Regions from separate parts of the Mus musculus genome. Here region 1 is linked to region 2. The links are chromatin loops, found by intact Hi-C in ENCODE. Cell type or tissue: left cerebral cortex. All regions are shown on one strand. Links, peaks and the distances in the headings refer to the core of each region. The heading gives the core; the rest is flanking DNA.

Region 1 (6,532 bases), core at 559-5,558, 86 kb after region 2:
TGTAAACAGGGATCTCTGCAAACACTGCAGCGCAGAGCATAGATGACCACAGAGCAACCATAAGCAGAGATGTTTACAAACATCTTCGCGGCCACAGATATTACCACTACAGCTCAGCCCTCCTTTTAGAACGTCTGATTCCAAGGGTTTCAAGTACTATAATTCCCCTTACTGGCAAAGCGGGGATCTTTCGTTTTCTGAGGAATTCTATCCATAGGTCAATTGGATCTCACAACTCCCAAAGCCGGAGATGAAGCCTTTGGAGAAAGGCTAATGCAATATGACACCATCCGGATGTGCTGTAGCCCGCAGAGCCATGTCCACTACTAAAAAGCCTTGGGAAACACTCTCATAAAACAAAATGTCTAAAATTATATTGATAGTAAAAAGTCAAAGAGCAACCAAGGAATAGTGGCTCACGACCAGAAGATAGAAAAGCTGTCCAAAACCAAGGTGGAGATGAAACTGTGCTTCGATATTGATGCTTAACCAGCTTTGGGCAGTTTGTCCTAGGCTATGACTGCATTCCTTACCACCACACACTATGTCTGGGCAGATATCACTTCCAGTGGCCATTAAGGGTGTTGTGAAAGCTACAGGTATCTCACAGGACTCTTAGACTACACACACACACACACACCACTCCTTTCCCAGGGTGAAACTGATCTACCCAAATGTGGTAAAAAGAAATGAGCAGGGTGTCTTGCATGGGTAGACATCGTCTATTTGAAATCCGCCTGTCTCCGGGTCCTTTCTACACTGTTTCCAGGACACAGAACAAACCCATCCCTTATATTAATACAACCGTATCATTCCTGCAACCTCTGCTAGCTTCTTCCTGCTTACTTCTGGGCCCGGTTACTTTGCAGCACCATGGTGTCTCTAAAGCAGGGCTACTTGCTATTGAACATGACAACCTGCCCAGAAATTTATAAGGGAAGGATTGGGTAGTTCTTACAAAGTATATTTAACCGGCACACAGTATTTCTGTGGAGACACAGCTGTAAGGCATAAGGAACACTGTCTGGGGAAACAACACCCTAGCCCTAATTATAAAGTCTCTGGTGTTCAGGACAATACTAGGGGCTTCCTCCTCCTAACTCATGCACATGATACAACCATAGCCAGCCAGAAAGGCTTGTCAGAGCAAGAGGAACTTAATCTCCCCCATGATTACATATATTTAAAGAATCTTTGCTTAAAAAAAAAAAAAAAAATCCCAGGACCTAACTGATAAGAACTGTACAGAAGTGCCATGGAATGAAGTTGCTGATGCTAGAGAGATGACTCTGTGGTTTAGAGTACTGACTGCCCACAAGCCTTGACTGCTCTTTCTCCATCTTCTATGCTACTGCAAACAGAAGGACACGCTTGCAAAAGCAATGAAGTAAATGCAGTGGTCTCCCTATCCAGAGGTTTCAGATCAGAGACTCAACAGGAAGGGCTTGGAGGGAATCTGTCTGGACTAAGCATATACATACTTCATTCTTGTTGTTCCCTAAGCAACACAATGACAAGGTCTCTATACTGTACCAAATATGGCAAAGAAAGTATATGAGAGTCTACACAAACTCTGCACTACTTTATGTTGGAGACTTGAACATTTATAGGTTTTGCTATCTCTATCTGACTCCATCTCTGTCTATCTTTGTCTCTCAGTCTCTGTCTCTCAGTCTCTGTCTCTCAGTCTGTCTGTCTGTCTCTCTGTGTGTCTGTCTGTCTTGGAAGTAATGTCCCATAGATACTAAGAGATGACTACACTTTCTACAAGGCTAACAAGGAAAATGGCGTTCACAGAGAAAGACCTTCCTAAGTACTCTTGGTTATATTGTTTTGGGAGCTATTGGTCTTCAGTTGGAAGTCAGGGTTCCGGGAGCTGCTGAGACATGAGTTTGTCAAGTAGAGACTACGCATGAGTACAGGCACACACACGTGCTCTCTAGGTGGCACACTTCTTTGAGTCAGTAGTTCCCTTACTTGGATGTGCATGGGCATCACCCGGAGGGCCTGTGAAAGCACAGGCCGTGCTTCTGTGTGTGAGGGCTGGGCTGCGGCTGAGGGTGTGCATGCCAAACAAGCTTCCAGATGCTGCTGTTCTAAGCAGAGTTAATCCCCCTTCCCCCATGCCCACATCTGTTCCATGTAGCCTGTCTGGCCTCTGCAGCCAGGGCCATGTGATTGTCTGGCCCTGTGCGGATGCCTGCTTTGCAGCAATTAATGATCTTCTTGACTCAGTGCAATCTATCACATAGCGATACCTGGCTCGTCACCGTTAGCATCCACCAGGGAGCCCAGCTGGGCTTCTGAGGCTCCCTGTGGGAATGTGCGCATCCTTCAGGAAATGGTGGCCACTTATTTCTCTCCTCTGCTTGGAAGACAGCTGGACTCTAATAACTGCAGGCAACTCTCCAGTGTGGGCGAGGCTGAGACTTTTAAACATCAGGAAGCTGATATACAAAATGTATTTGTTCAGTGGCAAATTTCACTGACTTTTTTTGAAAAAAAATTAAATGGTAGAAAGAAAACTCGGGTATATTGATGGTATCCCTTACTTATTTCCTTGCTGTGATAAACCATGGATTTGTAACAAGATCAAACTAGGAAAATAGTATTCTATGAGAGAGGCAATGGAATACTTTTTAATGTCAGGTGCGTAAATACTTATATAGTGCAGGTTATTTCAAATTCTTGCATTCATTTTATTCCTTTGGAAGTGCTTTTAAATGATAGATATAGACGTTTGATGGCATTGGGTCTTTCCACTGTATGGCGGAATGGATAGTAAACCTAGACACCTTCTTTTTCACTTAGTATTTCTGACATTTTTCCATCTTAGACACTTACACTAACATTCTAACAAAAAGGTTATAATGAGATATCAGACACAGGTTTCCTGAACTGCCTTTGAAATGTCAGGACCACTACTTGGGAAAGCTGGCCTTCAATACGCATTATCCAGGAGGGGATTCGTGGGGGAAGGTCCATCTGTTTTACCTGAGAATGGCTGACATCAAAAGCTCTGGGCTGCTAGTTCATAGGATGAGATGTTTATAGTAGTGCAATCATGAAGGTGGTTTTGAGCAGTGTTGCTGACTGCCTGCTTTCTCACGCCATGAGGCAAACAGATGCTGCTGTAAAAGGCTCTGCTACCAGACGGCTGAGAACTAAGGTGTTTAGCAAAGGCCTAGCCTTAGCTCAGTTGTCACTGAGAACAGGAAATTTGGTGATGGGAGAAAAGGCGCAACTCTCAAGCCTGCCTGACTGCTAGAAGCCTGTAAGTGAAACCCTAACAGGATGCAGTCGGCTTTCCACCCTCTGATCAGCATGTTCCCAAAGAGAAGCTGTTGAGAGCAGCCTGTGCTCACTTCTAGTTCTCAAAGGACTGCACACCAACGCCTTCTGTACACTGGACAGAGTCATCTGGCAACTCTATTTTTAACAAGTATGGGCATAGACGCCTGTAAGCCCATCACGGTCATCTGGTATCACCGTCAGGAACACAACAGTCCAAAACACTGCCTAGGTATGAAATGGCCCTGGTCAACTGCCAGGAAAATGGTGTCTTCAACCCACTAGCCAGATGTATTAGGATCTGGGAGAGTGGGAGACAGACAGACAATCTGACAAGAGGGCAGGGCAGGAGCTGGGCCTGAGGATACAGGTGGGGACTGACACTACTTCAGGTTACAGAAACTCTTTGAGCCTCGGGGTGTTTTGTATTTTAAGAAGAGATAATATCTATTTTTCATGTTTAATCAAAGTAAATGTAGAAAGTGCTCGCCATGTGGTCTGACAGGGAGAACATGATAGCTGATAGTTTATTAATAGAAGCTGATGTTGATATCAAAAGGAAGAGTGGGCAAGATGGGGACTGCAGAAAAGGAAAAAAAATGAAAATGCTAGAAACATCTGGAACAGGTAAGTCCATAAAGACAGAAAGTGGCTGCCAAAGGCTGACTGGACAGGGATACAGAATGACTTCTAATGGCCCCAGGTTCGTGTGGGGGTAAATACAATGTTCTCAAACTAGACAGTAGTTTGCACCAGCTTGTGAATATACTAAAAGTCATTTTAAAAAGTGATTGTTGTTGTTGTTGTTGTTTTGACAATGTCTCACTATGTAGCCTTGGCTGACCTGAAACTTGCTATATAGACCAGGCTGGATTTGAACTGGAACTCACAGAGATCCACCTGCCTCTGCCTCCCAAGTGCTGGTATTAAAGGGATGTGCTACCACTCCTGGCACCAAAGGAATTCGATGTGTGAGAATTATATTTCAGCTTTCATAAAATACTATACTGATCCCCCAAAAGAAAGAACTAGAGCCCTAAATGTAATTCCTAAGAAGAGAAAGTAGAGGAGAAAGGAGGAGGCCAGGACAAGAAAGGGAGGTGACTATGGTTTGCTGAGCAAGAAGAAACCTAATGTGCGCAGTGTTTCACTATACACTCTAGAAACAGCCTATTCCCTGACCATCATGGCTGACTGAGGTGTGGCCATTGGGTGACAGAATGCAAGGGATCCAGAACCATAAGCTGAGAGCATCACACTGAGAACCTCTGATTCCTCACTCTGAAGAAAAGGAGACCCCAGGACCAAAACTGGCAAGGATTTCCCCGAGGTGGCAGGGGGGAGCTGAAAACACATGGGACACAGGGCCCAGGCTTGGGTGACTAACTTGGTTCTTCAGGCATATTCACGCCTCTGAGACAGGGAGCCGAGCTGGGAGGGTTAATGGAGGTCGGGGCGGCTTTGCCTTGGTAATTGTGTGGGGAGGGCAGAGCCTGTCAGGAATGGCAGCTGGCATTCCATGCTCCTGTTTATTGCAGTTTATCTCAGGCAGTCATTTCCATTCACCTTTTAAAAAAAACATGAGGCGCAGCTGTGGCTTCACTTTAAATATTTCTCCTTCCAGCCTTTTATGTTTTTTTCCCTCCATGGGGTCCTCCCTAATCTTTCTCTGTAATTAGATGGAAGACACTTGGGACAACACCTCTGTGGGACAAAGCTGAGCTGGCCAGGTCCTGGGACTGCACTGCTTCCCTTATTCTGTGCACAGTGGCCTGGGAACAGAAGGCTTCCCGGACAGAGCTGCAGCCCGTCTAAGGCTGTGTGCTAAACCGAATACTCACTAATTCCTTTCTCCCGGCTGCTAGTGTTCATTTGGATATCCTCTACCCTGGCACAGCCTTGGCTAAAGAATATGGAGGTCCATACTGGATGTGGACATTTTTCCAGGGCAGCACCTCTTCGTGGAGCGTGTTTTTCTGCTGCTAAGCTCCTAGAGGGAAGACTCAACCTCCCTTCAATGACCTTGCTGCAGAGTGTGTGTGTGTGTGTGTGTGTGTGTGTGATCAAGAAGGCTGCTGGGGAACGATGGAGGAGGTGGGTAGTGGACATACGCCAAGGGCCTCCTTGTTCTCACACATGCTCGGTGGTGGCGGTGGGTCTTCTTCTTCCTTCTCCTCCTCCTCTACCTCCTCTTCTTCCTTCTCCTCCTCCTCCTCTTCCTTCTTCCTCTGCCTTCTTCTTCCTTCTCTTCCTCCTTCCCCCTTCACTCCTCCCTCCTTCCCCTCCTTCTTCTAAAGACTTACTTTTCTGTGTTTGCCTGTACAGATGTGTGTGTGTGTGTGTGTGTGTGTGTGTGTGTGTGTGTGTGTGCGTGCCACATATGAGCCTGGGGTCCGAGAAGACCAGAGAGAGAGAGAGACTGTCGGATCCCCAAGAATGGGATTTACAGGAAGTCGTGAACTGCCCTGTGGGTGCCAGAAGCCAAACCTGAGTCACGTGCAAGAGCAGAGTGTGCTGTCGTCTCTCAGGCCTCTGTGGTTCCTCAGCAGAGACTCAGCAGTGACCACTGCGGAGCAGGGGAGTGGTGGGCTAAGCACACACCCCTCATTCATGGCCGAGACCTCCGCTTTTCCCCCTAAGTACTGTGATGTGTTCTCTATTTAGTTTGGTTTTACTGTGGTTATTGAATAAGCCGGGTTCTTAATGAAACATCTTTCCTACAGGCAGGCCTTCCCCAAGGAAAAGGGACAGCTGCATAATCTTTTCCTTCCTCTGCCTCGGTGAATCTAATTTTAGTCATCGGAAAGTGACCTTTCCCCCTGAAGGCTGTTTGTCTGACTTTAAAACAGCCCTGTAAAACAATCCCTATACGCACATGGTATTTATTAATGTGACCCGTTCAGGGAACTGTGTGGCACCTGAGCAGCAAACACTGTTTTTAATGCTGGGCCTTAATGAGAGGAGAGTTCACAGAAAAGGAAAGGAGATTTCATTTGGGGTTTTATTTTTATTTATAAGCATTTTATTCTCTCAACTAGCAATTTGTGCATATGTTTTAGACATTTGTACTTATAACGGCGAGTCCATGTAATTGTGGAATAAAATAAATGTATACTTGAGGCATAGGCCCCATTACATTTAACTGATGGATACAAGATCAAAATGACTGTAGGGTACTTCCTATGGCATCTAATTTATTTTTTTCCTTAGTTAACCAAAGACTAAAAACATTAAGGGGAAA
Region 2 (6,532 bases), core at 467-5,466:
GGAAGAGTCAGTGGGGTAGGTGGGAGTGGCAGTTACTGTGAGTGAGGTAGCATGGGTAAAGGTGGAGTGCTGTGGGTGTACTGAAAGCAAAGTCACCAACATGCCATTCCCTCGACTGCCTCTGGACTCTCTGACTTTCTGCAGATTTCATTTTGTATTTTAAGAATTTTATAATGATCGAAGGGATATGCTTTCAAAGTATTATTTAGGTAGGTCAAACAAGTCCAGGGGTGCAGACCTGTAATCAAAACTGCTCAGGAACAAAATCCCTGGCATGGAGTTGGGGGAGGGGAGAGGGGCACAGAGTCTCGGCACTAGGGAGAGAGGTGTTGACCTCTGACAGTTGCAGGGAGAGAAAGACTCTGTTGATTTTTAAGGCTGTGGCCCCCCACAGGTCAACCCCACTCTAGGCAGGCCACTACCAAGGGACTACACAAACTAGACTCAACAGTTAAAAAGTAGAGGAGGGGAGGTGCATCTAGGAGGAGGGGGTGAATATGACCAAAATATATTGTACAAAATTCTCAAAGAATTAATAAAAATATTTAAAAACTCCAAAAATAAAATAATTCCCAGGATGGATGGGGTAAATTTTATATCACAGCAGAACATATGCTAATATCTTACAAACTAACTTTCATGAGAGATGATACAAGATTTCCAGACCTTGGCATGGATCTGAGATTAAAGACAGAGGCAGATTGGAGCCCCTATGTGCAAGCCCAGTGGAGGGAGGCAGAGACAGGAGAATCCTGGAACCACAACGACCAATCTGGAGAGTTTGTCACACAAATTACTCAGTGAAATTTATCAATAACACAGACAAAGTAATTAAGAACATGAGGACCCCAGTAGGCCAATGAGAAAAATCATTAACAGACAACTCACTGAAGAAAGCTATAGTTAATAACTATGTTAAAAAGATATGAGACGGCTCAACCAAATACAGGTACATGAAATAAATCCTTTTAGGTTGACAAAGGTATGAAAGGGAATTCATAATGAAACTGTTTCTGAAAATAAATTTGACAAAGTTTATCAAGAATCTGAACTTTCTGGAGCCGTTGACCCCGATAAAGCCAGGAATATACCTTAAAGAATTTCAGAAATGCAAAAGACAAAAATTGTAATAACAAAATAAATGCCAAAGTATGGGCAGGTCTCTCATTAGAGAAGCTTAAATGTGGTTAGCATTTACAGAATATAATACAGCCTTATGATTAAGTTTACAAAGAGCTTTGTCAAAATAACCTATGAACATTAAAAATAAAATAAAAGCAAGTGACTTAAAGCTATTGTGGGAGGAGGCTTAAGGTGCTGCAAGCTCGCTTAGACCTGAAACAGCTTAGGAACAGGGAAGTTGGAGAGGGACGGCATAGGAAGTGGAGAGAATCAGCCAAAACGTTGCCAGTAACTGTCACGGAGTCACGGCTGTGGCCACAGCTGAGTTTGAAGATCACTGTGTGCAACATCCTGTCGCGGTACCAGGAGATAAACGCGGGGCCTGTGTGAGGGTTGGCGGTCTGCTTCCGTGGAGACCCACTTGACAGAAGTCTGAGTTTCCCCCTCAGCATCTCTCCGCAGCCTAAGAATAGCAGAAGCCGAGAAAAATGAGTGTTGGATAAACTCAAGTTTGGAACTGGGCAGAAGGAGGTGGGAGGGAGTCAGGGTAAGGAAGGCAGCTGGAGTGCCTGCTTGAGCAATGAGTCACTCAACGGAAAGCCACCAAACATGTGTACTGGGTGCCAGGCACTGGCTCCTCTGCACCTGGGGCGGGGCGTGGGGGGCGGGGGGCGGTATCAGGGACTCAAAAACACTTGGGGGAAAGGACGGGGTGGGGGTGGGGGGAAGGCTGAGAGCAAGACACGAACTACATAATAAGCTGAATATGATTGTGTGATTGGAAACGAAGGAAATGGCAGAGCTTGGAAGCCCCAAACTGCAAATATTTATTTTAAATTTGCTCCCCTTTCTTCCTTAACTATTTTTGCATTATTTGAATTATATCTGATCACATGCGTACAGAGGCACAGACTCCCTGCTTTGAGTTCTGAACAAGCTCTGGGTGGGCATAGCAAAAAAAGACAGATTTTATAAGCGGGAATTGCTTGATGAACTATTTATAAAGATAACTGCTTGGCACGTGTGCACAAGGCTGCCTTCTTTAGAGGGTTAAGGGCGTATCTGAGAGATCGGGCACTGATTTAGCACACATTAAAAACCTTGGATTTGCTCACCATAACTGGCACCCCTCAAATTAACAACATAAGTCAGTGTAGACTTGTGCAAATATGGCGATTTGCAACTTACTCGGAGAATATCAGCCAACCAAAATGAAATGCACTGGGGTGGGGGGAGGGGAGCAGGGCGGTGGGGAGACAGAGGGTGAGCATCAGGTCACTCGGGACTGCTAAGTCTTTTCTGTATTTGTTTCTACCTTGTTTACTTTTGAAATGGCCAAGGACAGCTGGACACCCTAGCTCATGCCAGGAGTCCCAGTGTGAAGGCTGAGAGAGGAGGATTTTGAGTTCAAGGATAGCTGGCCTAAGGAAACAACAAAATTTAAAAAGCAAACAAAAGGCCAAAGAGTTTGTGACTTGATTCATTCACCAAAGCTGGTCTAAGTATAGTCCGGGTAGAAAGGGAGGCATTACAGGGGGCAAAGGTACCTAAAGGTTACTTACTACCCCCAGGATACAATAAGAAGGCATGAAGGTACACTCTACATAGCTCATACCAAAGAAATAAAAGAAAGCTTAAGAAATCCAGGACACAGAGAAACACTGTCTCGAAAAACCAAAAACCAAACCAAACCAAACCAAACCAAACCAAACCAAACCAAACCAACAACAAAAACAACAAAAAAACATCAACAACTAAAAAGCAAAACAGCAACACCGAGGTAAGAGGCTGGCGAGATGGTGCAGCAGTTAAGAGCACTGGCTGCTCTTACAGAGAAGCCGGCTTATTTCCCAGCATCCACTGCGGCTCCTACATCAGACACAGAGCCCCAGAGTCTGAATTTTACCGATATGGATGTGCGACTTCCACCTTTCAAGGATATTCCATTTGCTTGCCAAGGAGTCGGTACAAACACCTTGTGAACAGTGTCCCAGCATGTCTCTGTGAACCCCAAAATGGGTCAGGAAGGCATTAAACAGAAGTGGGTTGTCCCTAGATGATATGTAAGAACACTAGCATAAAAAGCTTTTATGGTCTGTCTCAATTATTTAATCTCTGCCAGTTCAGATGAGCGTCCTCTGCCTCTGTGCTAATCCACACCGACATGTGAAGTGAGGCAAGCTATTCCCGTAGCATTCAGGAACGGAAATAGAGGTGTCAGAGGAACTTGGGAAGCAGAAATGAAGAAATGACGTCCATATAATAGCTGCTGTTTAAAAATATACTGTGAAAACTGCCAACAGGGCTGTGCATAGATGCAGCAGGTCTGGAGAAGTGCTGGCCATTTTGAGCCATTTTCTCTGATGGTTACAAACAGCTTCAACCACAGAGGCTGTGTCTATAGATATTTTCTGAGACTGATTCTCTAAGTTGCACTCTAAAAGTAATCACAAAGGTATGTGTTTTCCTTATTGGAAGGAACCTTAAAGGGCTTCATTTCCAAACCCTTTGTTCAATGGAGGTAGTAACGTAATATGACCCAGAGTGGAGAGGTGACCTGCTAAAGTCAAGTTAATGATTTATGTCAAGAGCCAGAAGAGATCTGGGGCCCTCAACTCCCACCAGAGTCCTTTCTCTTGCTCTGCAAGGCCTTGATTAATAAACTACCTGCTTCCTGAAAACTAACCTGCAGGGGTCATTCTTATATGGTGCTCGGGACACTTCCATCCTCAGAAGTATAGCTTGTCTTTCTTGGGGAAACCCAGACTTTTGGGGTCATACACACATAGCCATGTTCTGTGTTTTTGAGGAAGGGATGAGGGTGATTTTGAGTTTCATGTGTGCAAGTGTGTATGTGTGTGTGTAGTGTGTTCCTTTCTTTAAAAAAATTATTTGTTCTTCTATAATGAGCCTGTTATTGCTTGTGTCTTCAAAAAAACTAAACCATTTTAAGAAATATTATAGGGTCCAGATTATAAACAGGTGTCATACTCATATGGGCAAGGCAAACACTCTACCAAGTATGTGTGTGTGTGTGTGTGTGTGTGTGTGTGTGTGTATGTATGTATGTGTGTGTATGTATGTGCATGTATATGTGTATATATATGTGTGTGTGTGTTTGTGTGTGTATATATATATATATATATATATATATATATATATATATATTTAAAAAGCACCAAGATAGATATTTTTCTTTTAAACAAAGTTGTATTATGTAATTCTGGTTGGCTCAGAACTTGCTATGTAAATCAGACTGACCTCAGACTCTTATGATGGCACACCTGTCTCTTCTTCATGTGCTAGAATTAAAGGCAACTCAGTGTTGATTTAACTTTAAACACGTGCTGCTTTCTTTGTTCTTATCTCTTCCCACAGCTCAGCTCTCTCCTTGGAAATGACTCTACTGTGAAAAGTATAGTCTTCTGAATTCATTTTCACACAGATGTTATGATGGGAAAATTTCTCAGGTTTTTTAAAAAAATGGATTACTTTTTCTTCTTTCTTAAAGGATATGTTTGTTGGGTATAAAATTTGAGGTGGCTCTAATCTTCTTTCAGTCTATTGATGGCATCCTCATCAGTAGACTGAAATCCTTTGTCATGATTTCTGTTGTGCTTGTTAAGAGGTTAACAGGTACTAGATAACAGGCAGCTAGTTTGGGTTTTTGAATCATGGATTAGTATCATTGGCTAGTTTTGAAACCCTCTCAGCCATTATCTCTTCAGATAGTGTCTTAGTCAGGGTTTCTATTCCTGGACAAAATATCATGACCAAGAAGCAAGTTGGGGAGGAAAGGATTTATTCAGCTTATACTTCCATACTGCTGTTGATCACCAAAGGATGTCAGGACTGGAACTCAAGCAGGTCAGGAAGCAGAAGCTGATGCAGAGGCCATGGAGGGATGCTCTTTACTGGCTTGCTTTCCCTGGCTTGCTCAGCCTGCTGTCTTATAGAACCAAGACTACCAGCCCAGAGTTGGCACCACCCACAAGGGGCCTTCCACCCTTGATCACTAATTGAGAAAATGCCTTACAGCTGGATCTCGTGGAGGCATTTCCCCAAATGAAGCTCCTTTCTCTGTGATAACTCCAGCCTGTGTCAAGTTGACACAAAACTAGCCAGTATAGATAGTGTTTCATTATATGTGGTTCTTTTTGTCACAGATTAAATGTGTGGTAGACCTTCAAATATATCTTCTATATTTTTTATCCTTTTCTCTTGATTTCAATTTTTTGTGTTTCTGTGCTGCACTGTGGATATATATATATATATATATGTGTGTGTGTGTGTGTGTGTGTGTGTGTGTGTGTGTGTATTCCATATTCTAGTTCATTAGTTTTTTCATCAGCTATCTCTGGGAAGATTCAATTTTCAGCACCCACATGGCAGCTCACAACTGTCTGCAACTCCATTTCCAGTGGAGCCAACACCCTCTTCTGACCTCCACGAGTACCAGACAAGCATGTGGTGCACATACATACATGCAGATGAAAAACACCCATACACATAAAAAATAAAAAGAAAATAAATAAAGAATATAAATGATTAGAAGATTAAATGGTCTCTGACTTCCAGAGAACAAAAATGAAATGTCCAGAGATGTAAATTTAGTCAGACTTGGAGGCTGGGGCCATTGGGCACTGGCATTCCTGGGACTCCAGTAGAACATCGAGGAAATTTTGCCGTCGTGATCCTGGAGCTCCCTGCCAAGAGGCCTGGGAAGCAGCTCTAGTTCTACAGTGATCATTGCTGGAAATATTTGCTGGGCACTGAGGCTTGGGATCTTGATTGTCTTCTTTATCACTCTGGATACAGTTGGCTGAAGCAATTGGTTACAGAGTGGTCATTTTCTACTTTAAATGGCTGTAGAAGTTTGTAGTTGTAGAAGAGCTTTATGACACATCATTTGTGGCCATGGCACCCAAAAGAGAGTTGAGAGTTCATTTGGTCCTGTGGCAGCGAGTGGCAGGAGAGGAAAAACGGTCATCCAGTGGCCTAACAATGAAGATGAGGGAGACTCTGCTTACAAATCAGTGTCTTCACTCCAGGGAGCTGAGGTAGGAATAATGAGGGAGCGAAGGAAGGAGGCTAATTAAAATGGGGAACTATTTATGTCTTTTCTGGGAAGGAGGGAAGATCTTTCAGGAACTAAGGTGTTCCTTTAGGACAATGTATTTCTGATTATGGTGGCTGGTAGCTATCTTTAGCCCATAGGTTAAGGCCACAAAAGAGACAGGCATAGTTTGAAGACAGAGATGTTTCAGCCACCCTGTCAGACATTTGCAGGTCTAAGCTAGGAGTCAGTATTTTCAACTATAGTGGCTCTCAAGTCCTGGATGGGCCACAGTTACCATCATAATCCATGTAGCTGAGTGCCACCCACAGCAAAGCTAGTGGGAGTCTAGTA

The links. A loop is a pair of places that touch in the nucleus more often than their neighbours do. Peaks named below come from ENCODE experiments on the same cell type or tissue, not always from the same donor. Only the 100,000 strongest peaks of a DNase experiment are listed, where the experiment ranks them.
Region 1: it touches region 2 in a loop (2.2-fold over the local background); 3 of 42 quality-filtered maps call a loop at or near these places.

The regions. Positions count from the first base shown.
Region 1 is chr3:68,586,267-68,592,798 of GRCm38, reverse strand. All of the region lies in intron 5 of Iqschfp (Iqcj and Schip1 fusion protein), which reads right to left. All of the region lies in intron 2 of Schip1 (schwannomin interacting protein 1), which reads right to left. Among named protein-coding and RNA genes, the nearest start is that of Gm22073, 42 kb to the right of the region's middle. In left cerebral cortex, for the core only: no CTCF peak of the experiment used is centred there; DNase peaks (open chromatin) are centred at 3,387 and 5,380; H3K27ac peaks cover 2,179 bases.
Region 2 is chr3:68,672,130-68,678,661 of GRCm38, reverse strand. No RefSeq gene overlaps it. Among named protein-coding and RNA genes, the nearest start is that of Il12a, 16 kb to the left of the region's middle. In left cerebral cortex, for the core only: no CTCF peak of the experiment used is centred there; DNase peaks (open chromatin) are centred at 1,608, 2,092, 3,047 and 3,304; H3K4me3 peaks cover 329 bases; H3K27ac peaks cover 3,067 bases.